Regions from separate parts of the Mus musculus genome. Here region 2 is linked to region 1. Evidence: chromatin contacts called from ENCODE Hi-C or POLR2A ChIA-PET data. All regions are on one chromosome and are shown on one strand. The core of a region is the stretch at or near the end of the contact, and the rest is flanking DNA. Distances in the headings are between cores, read along the strand shown. Region 1 holds the start of Sqle (squalene epoxidase). Region 2 holds the start of Washc5 (WASH complex subunit 5).

Region 1 (4,141 bases), core at 822-3,321:
AGTACCAGCGACGGTGGTACCACCCTCATCTAAGCTAACAGGAACCTGATTTTGACAGAAATCAAACCATCCCCAAAGTATTACAGCAACAAGTGGCAGAACTAAACTAAAACTCTGAACCAAGTTCTTTTCTTCTACCACCTTTGCTAATTTGTACTATGGACTTTATTAAAGAAAGCAGACCCCAAAGTCTATACTGCTAGGTGGGTAACTCATCCTGGCCACTCTCTCTCATGCACACTGGACACCCAGCTTCAGCATCACAGCAATGTCCCTTCTTGCACGGCTGTGTACTGCAATGTAGTTCCCAAACATTATTTATTCTTACTTTTGTAGAAATCAAGCATTGTTACTCTATCTTTCCAACGCTCTTAAGGGAAAAGTTCACATATCCCTGGCTAGTAGGTCCTACGTGATCTGACTTGCCGCCCTGTTCCTCTCTCATCACCTACCACTGGCCCCATCATTCCCTCGAAGTAATTAATGGCACCACAAATATTTAAAGATCCAGTCTCTAACGTAAGCCTGTCATTCAGCTCTGACTCAACTTAGGAGCGGACTGCGCTGACTAATTGCTTCAATAGATAGTGGGGGACGGATTTCTGCCCAAAACTTTAAAGTGTTAGGCATCTTTATTGCTTTTCAAATTGCTGTCACTTTCCACTGTCTGCCATCACATTTATAAGTAGCCTTACCTGCCACACAAATTCTCCCTTGTCAGGAACAAAAATCATCCTTACCCAGGGATTTTAAATTAAAAGCCACAGTGAGTCTGTCTCCCAAATGAAATTCTAACATTTCCTACCAAAATCAACACCCAATCCCTGAGGTTCACACAACAAATGCTTTTCATCTTCCCTAAGAGCACAGCCACAACACAGTCCAGAACTTTAAGAAACGCAATCAAATGAGAACACTGACGCTTCTAAGCCACCACTTTCGTGACTTTTAAAGAAACCATAAACTTCAGTGACCTCGATCTGAAGTTTAAAATACGATCCCATTCATTTGCCCACTGTGGCATCAGGCATACCTTCTTGGACTCCAGCTGTTCTTTCTTTTCTGATTCAGGTGACTTGGCCCAGAAGAAGCCAATAAGAGGCAAAGCAGAGAGAATATCCGAGAAGGCAGCGAACTGGGCGCCGCTCTGATGGCGGCCAAGGAGGCCCCCGTGTCGATGGCGACAGCGGTAGGAGAGCACCAGGCCCAGCGACAGGAACACCAGCACGCACAGCAGGAGCTCCTTGTTGGCCAGGGTGACATCCCCGCATTTCTTATAAAAATAGGTGAAGGTAGCAATGCCAAGAAAAGTCCACATGGCTCAAAAGGCTTCTTTGGTGGCACCAGCCAAGGCTGAGGATTTTGTGTTTTGGGGGTCTCTTGGGGGGGTCTTTTTTCCTCGGAAGGTCTTCAGTGATTAAAATGTCCCCAAAATGTAGTTCTCAAAGGGGTTCGGGGCAACCGGTCGAACTTCTTCCAATAAATAGTTTCAGGATCACGAGTCAGATGTGATCAATTTTTGAAATCATTGAGAGTGCAAATGTATCTTAAGTTGTCCAGATCTTAAAAGGCAGCATTTAAAGCCTGCCTACCCCAACGGCTCCTGATTACACACTTCTTCATTCAGCCAACTGATGGACACGGGCCTCTCTATTGGGCTGAGGGGTGCGAATGTGGCTGTATACTTCGATGTCCGCTCGCCTGGCTGTAAACGGTCTTTTGTCACCAGCAGCAGGTGCTCGGTAGGAAGGAGTCGGGAGCGTAGAAGGATCTGGGTGCTGGGAAAGCTGCCCTTAGCAACACTGCCCCGGCAGCCTTCTCCAACAAAAGATGGCCACGGCGTCCCGAAGCGCGGCGGCAGCCTGGCAGCTCAGCCCTCCCTTGGAGATTCCTCCTCAAGCAAGCCCCGAAGTCACGGCCGGGAACCTGTCCGACCGACACTTGCCTTCCTCGAGAGTGAATGGCTGTCTCGGATGAGCGTCCTTCAGAGCGAGGCGAAGGCTCCTGCCCGCCGGGTCCCCAGCATCCCTCGCGGACAGTAACCAGAGTAACCGCTGCGCGCCCCGCTCGCAACCCGGCCCCACGCGCTTCAGCCGCCCGGCGGGCTCGGCCCAGCCCAGGGACCGGGAGGCGGGGCTCCGGCCCGGCACCGCCCCTTGAGCGGACCCCGCCTCCCACGCCGTCCGAACCAATGAGAGCGCGCACCGCGCGGTAGGCTGAGATGGCGCTATAGAGCGTTTGTCCAATGGCGGGCGGCGCACTCCGCGCGGCGCCAGTCGCAGAGGCGCTAGGGCGATGTTGCGTGGTGCGGGGCGGGTGCGTGGGGTGGGCGCGGGGCCGGTGGGTGAATGGGGCGGTGCCCGCTCGGCCTGGCCGCCGCGGGGTCCTCAGGCCCCACCTGCGGAGGGTGGAGCTCGCTCTGGAGGAACTCTTGGTGGCTCCTGGTGGCTCAAACGCAAGAGAGCTACAGGAGTCATCCGGGCGGACTGGATGATCACGGGCTAGAAAGGCGAGGAGGACGTGACACGCCGGCGAACCTGCCATAATTAGTGGACGAGGACTAAAGAAAATGAGAGAAGTCAGTAGGTGGAGATGGATCACGCCTTTAATCCCAGAACTCGGGATGCAAGAGGATCTCTGTGAGTTTGAGGCCAGCTTGATCTGCATAGCGTGTTCCAGACCAGTCAGAGATACACAGTGAAATCCTTCTCGGGTTAAAGAAAGAATGAGAAAGGAAAAAAAAAAAAAATGTCCTAATCAACAGCAATCCCAAAACTGTTTAATAAGATCATTTTATGTTTTAAGCACTATGCCAGAGCGTTGCAAACATTCATTCAACCCTTACAGCAGTCTTGCAAGAATGGCATTACCTTTCTGTTACAGAAGTAACCGAGCAGTTTATCTGCCGTCGTTCATGAGACTAACAACATCATTTTATACTATCCACAGCTACTGTCATGTAACCGAATTTCAGACTCGACAGTACCATTTAATTATCAAGCTTTCGTTGAGTTCTTAGTTATCTATGGTTTAGGTCTCACCCTAAACACTTCTCAGATATCTTTATTAGTTTCTGCGATTTTTTTTTAAGTCATTCAAACAGGTACAGTTGTTTAACCCGTTTATCCTTTAATAATGAAAGAAGTAAGTCTCACAGAACTGTATCCTACCAACCCTTTGCAGCAGGCACAGCCAACTCTATCTAGCTCCACATTTCTTCCTTCCTTTCGATTTGTTTACTTATGTATTTTGTCTACATGTATGGCTGCACTTTAGAAGAAGGCACTGGATCCCATGGGACTACAGTAACAGTTGTAAGCAGCCATTCGAGCACTAGGACTTGAACTGTGGACCTCTCATAGAAGCCATTGCTCTTAACAGCTGAGTCATCTCTCTGGCCCTAACACCACATTCCTAATGAGGGTCTCTCCATGTTCCTAAGTCCAACCAACAATAAGCTGAAATTCTAGGCAACTTAAATGAGTCTTAACCTTGCCAAATGTCTCCCACCTTTGGGCACTAGTAGGAGAAAATGAGATGTATCTAATACTCTCAAAAAGCAGCATTTGCACAGAACATAGGATGAGATCTTGGTGGTCAGTTCCACATGTCAGGCATACAAAGAGGCAAACTAAAACTGTCACTCCTGAAGCTAAGGAATTGTGTCCGAAGGTAAAACACGGAATTAACTCAGGGAAAAGACTGTCCACATTGAAAAACAGAACTCAGGATCCTTCTTGTTATTCTGATTTTGGCCAAGACAATGCAACCATTACTAGATAATCCACTTAATCGGACATAGATTAGAACATAACAGTCATTGATTATCAATCGCATGACTCAATGCTTTAAAGCTCTATCCCACTTCCACACTATTTTAATTCTTTTGGGCAAACAAAACATCAGGCTACAGTCACAGTATTGGGAAGTATCTATGAGCCTGTCAGGAATGGTGCTCTAGAAAGAACTTGAATGACAAAATAGCCACTATTCAAATGCTGCTCTTCAGAACCCAACAAGTAGCTGGTGCAACAAAGGGAATGGGTCTGAAGATTCATCTTGTCTGAGTCAGTATTTGACATGTATGATTTGAGCCTGTAGTACAGGCACAGCGGTTCTACATGCTACGAACAATTTTAGT
Region 2 (4,141 bases), core at 866-3,365, 59 kb before region 1:
GGGATCCAACAGTAAGGCATTTTCTCAATTAGTGATCAAGGGGGAAAGGCCTCTTGTGGGTGGGACCATCTCTGGGCTGGAAGTCTTGGTTCTATAAGAGAGCAGGGTGAGAAAGCCAGGGGAAGCCAGCCAGTAAGGAACATCCCTCCATGGCCTCTGCATCAGCTCCTGCTTCCTGACCTGCTTGAGTTCCAGTCCTGACTTCCTTGGTGATGAACAGCAGTATGGAAGTGTAAGCCAAATAAACCTCCCCAACTTGTTTCTTGGTCATGATGTTTGTGCAGGAATAGAAACCACGACTAAGACATCAGGGAACAATATTTCCGTTTGCACTCCTTTGGGCTCTTAGCTCTTTCCATCTCTTCCAAGAGCTGTCTAGAGCCCCAATCCACAACTGCTAGTCCTCCCCATACCTTCCCCAACACATACTCTTCACTTCCCCGCCTCCTCCAGTCTCATCTGTCTGCTAAGGTCTAAATGTTTGGGTCCCCATCCCCACTTTACATACTGAAATCCTAATGTCCAAACTGGTGGTTTTAGAAGATAAGGCCTTTGGCGAGGTGACTAGCTACACCCTCCAGAACATTATTAGTCCCTTATAACGGGTGCTCCAAGGGCTCTCTTGCTTTTCTACCACCCAAGAAAACAGCAAGTGCATGCCATTTACAAGCCAGAAAGCATGCCTTCACCAGACACTGAATCTGATGGTAAGTTGGCCTCGGGAATTCTCAGCCTCTACGACATCAGTTTCTGATGCTTTTGAAACTACATAGATATAGTATTTCATTTATTGACATCTGAACATTCTAACACTATTCCTTGGGGATTGGTTTAACCTAGGGTTTGGAGGTTTAACACCTCCCCCAGGGAACTTCTAACATCACGTGGGGGCATTTTTGACTGTGGCACTGGAGGGGGGTTGGGGGGTGTCACAGACCAGCATCTATGGAATTGATAGAATTCTAGCAAGTACAGTACAGTCTCTCACCACAAGGAATCATCTGAAGACAAAGCGTAATCATCACATTAGTTAAGAAACACTGATTTACACCAACCCCTTCTTGGATCCTCTTTCCAATAACACCGATCTTTTTGTTACCAGTACCTATAGCCTCCAAGACAATCTACAACAAAGTTAAGCACTTCCTGAAGTCTCACCAAGTTATTGGGCTCAGCACACTATTTTGCTTCCCTTATATTCATGAAAGAGTTGCTGTCAAGTTAAGCCAGTTTTAAATAGGAAAACACGTTTCTGCACAGCATTACAGTAGGCATAGAGCAAACCAAAAGTTCGACCGCCTTTAAATCCAAGGTGATCTCATACGACAAGAGTTGAAGTGTCTCCGTTTTCAGCATGCATACACCCTTCTCTCTGAAACCTTCCCTCGCCCACGGCTCCTCCTCTTCCACACGCCTTCTCAGTTCCTAACACACATCTCTACTATATAACTTAATACGGCTAATTGCCGACTTCTACCATTCCTTCATGCTGGGATCTCCTTAAACTGGAACATGCATTAGAAGATATAAAACGTCGCCTCACAAAAATGAAATGAGCAGGACTAAATCCGTTAAGTTACCAAAGTAATAATAAAAACTACTACCATTTCCGGGTCACCACCAACATGCCCGTGCCCAAGAAGGTTGCCTCCCGCCCCGCTTCCCCCCTCTTTTTTCACACCGAGGCTACCACATCCCTTCACCTGCAGAAGTGAAATGGCACCTGTGGCCTTGAGTCCATCTGAGCTACCTGTTCATGCCTCAGTTTCAAAAGTCAGTTCTAAACAGTTTGTTTTGTTTTGATCACATAACCTGTGATCATATGTGAGCATAACCCGCCTCCGTCTAGTTGCTGCGGGTGAAGAGGCTCAGGCCCAGGTCCCCAGAGCACAGAGGGAGGCGACAACGCCGGCTAGACCCCTATCACGGTTCCTCCTGGATCTTACCTGGCTGTCCCACCTAGCTCGGTGATATCTAGCCGAACGTCGCACGCCCAGACCCCGACTCCTTTCCTCAGCCCACTTCTGTGGCTGAAACGACCCGCGCGCGCTCTGCGTCATCACTTGGCGCCCGCGAGCGATCACATGATGCCCGGGCCCGGGCCGCCGCCCCTTGGTCACGTGACGGGCTAGGGACTCCAGGACAGAAACCCGGGTCCCGGCAGCTGACGCTCTGCGGCCCGGGACTCTAGGGGGATCCCTGGGGTGGGAGACGGGGACCGGGGCGCCCAGTCCACGCGGCCAGCGTCGGACGGCTGACAGGTGAGTCGGAGGCGGGCCTGCGGGTTCGAGGTCCATTCCTTCCCCCGTGGGCCACGTCCGGTACTGTCCCCGGAGCCAACGGGAAAACCTAGGGCTTGCAGGGTTGGGGTTGCACGCCTGATGTTCACCCACGCCTTCATGGAAATCGCTCTTGCATGCTTCTTTGAAGCTTTTGGGGTGATGCTCAGCTACTTGGCCCATAGCTGAGCTTGCAAGTTTCTCGGAGCGGTGCCTTGCTAATGTGGCTGATCTTGCACTTACTCTCCAGAAAATCAAGTAGTCACTGGAGTGATGATGGGCGAGAGCGCGCGGGGGGGTGGGGGGGGGGGTGGGGGGGGGAATAAAAGTCCTGTCGCTCACTGTGAGTTTGTGCAAGTCGTTCCTCTATACCCTAGTCTCCCTCACCTGAGACATGGTGCTGTAGTCCTTGTATTGGGGGCAGGTAGTTCTACTGGGTCCTGATTCTTCTATGATAGGAAATTTAAAAGTTGGACTCATAAAAAAAGAAAAGAAAAGTTGGACTCTTGATTTCTATATAGATGAGGGATAGTGAAGGAGTTTTATTATCTCTAACCACAGCCAGGGACTCTTTCCTTAGGTCTGCTGTTCTCACTTGTGGGTTTCATGACCCCTTTAGCAAACCTGTTTCCATAAACGTTTACATTATGATTCTTAACAGTAGCAAAATTATAGTTACTAAGTATCAATGAAAATGATTTTATGGTTGGGGTCACCACAACATGTATTAAAAGGTCAGGAAGGAAAGTTGTCTTAGATGTTAAGAATTAATGAATCAGGACTTGAGAGATGGGCCCAGTGGCTAAGACTGTTTGTTTTTCCTGAGGCCCCGGGTTCAATTCTAAGTACCCATGTGGTGACTCTCAACTATCTATAACTCCAGATCCAGGGGATCCAACACCCTCAGACATCCATGCAGGCAAAACACCAATGGACACAAAATAAATATAATTTTAAAAATTCATGAGTCACATTGGGGTGATCCAGCTTATTCCAGAACTTTTCTGGGACAGCCTCTGTTATGGATTTGAGACTGCTTTCTTTAGGGATCTGAGGTTTTGTGAAAAGAAGAAAAAATCCATCTGCTTTTGTCCTCTACACTTTAATTTTCTAAAGATATTTTGTTCTGTACTTACTGGGTAACAGATGCCATTCTTGAAAACACGTTCCTTTGACAAGGGGTTCTTCCTATTTAAAAAAAAAAAAAAAAAAAAAAAGTTACATGCCAAGATCCTAAAACTAAAGCTGCCATACTTTGTAACCTATAAAGTAATATTAAGAAGGGAATTAAGATCTGTGGTTCTGTTCCGTGCCATTAACAATTCAGTTCAACCCAGAGTTAGAGTACTGGTGTTTGCAAGTGCTCTTTGTATGTGTTGGCTAACTTATGTCTCCTGCTCTCAGTAGTGTATAGACATCATGATAACTGGAGCTCAGGGTTCTGCACTACTGTATCTTCAGATCCTAAAACAGTGCTTGGTCTGCAGCTAAGGCCACACTATTAAATTATTTATCAGTTGAGTGTTAGAAGGCTAATATGAAAGTAGAGGTTGTCATTTTTCAAAACGTTTTATTATTTGTGAATCATCACAAATCACATCATGCATCCCAGTCCCACTTATCTCCTCATCCTCTCACCTTTTGCTCTTACAGCCCCTCCTCCAAAACACACACACAGCATAGAGAAACATCTCATTGTGGAAGCTGTAGTGTGTCTCACAGTATATCCCTCTCTCCACACATTTTCACTTGCAAATGTTCATCACAGTGAGTCATTGGTCTCTGGCCTCTGTGACACCATCAGTGTTGGATCCTCACTGGGACTCCTCCTGGTTATCCTGGTGTTGTTCTGTGGCCATTGA

Evidence for each region. Hi-C counts contacts between places; a loop is a spot of excess contacts on that map. ChIA-PET counts read pairs that join two places held with the same protein, here RNA polymerase II (POLR2A).
Region 2: a loop to region 1 is called in a map of T-helper 1 cell, with 2.3 times the contacts of the local background. The contact joins the promoter of Washc5 here to the promoter of Sqle in region 1. A Hi-C loop is called at or near these places in 4 of 37 maps with a recorded cell type or tissue (T-helper 1 cell, T-helper 2 cell and left cerebral cortex). POLR2A ChIA-PET finds 5 or more read pairs at or near these places in 2 of 5 experiments (Patski and embryonic stem cell).

The regions. Positions count from the first base shown.
Region 1 is chr15:59,313,022-59,317,162 of GRCm38, reverse strand. It overlaps Sqle (squalene epoxidase), which reads right to left and starts at 2,071. Exons shown (of 11, transcript NM_009270.3): 1 at 1,034-2,071. The coding sequence starts at 1,318.
Region 2 is chr15:59,372,161-59,376,301 of GRCm38, reverse strand. Washc5 (WASH complex subunit 5) reads left to right here and starts at 2,115. Exons shown (of 29, transcript NM_153548.3): 1 at 2,115-2,261. Nsmce2 (NSE2/MMS21 homolog, SMC5-SMC6 complex SUMO ligase) reads right to left here and starts at 2,104. Exons shown (of 7, transcript NM_026746.3): 1 at 1,947-2,104.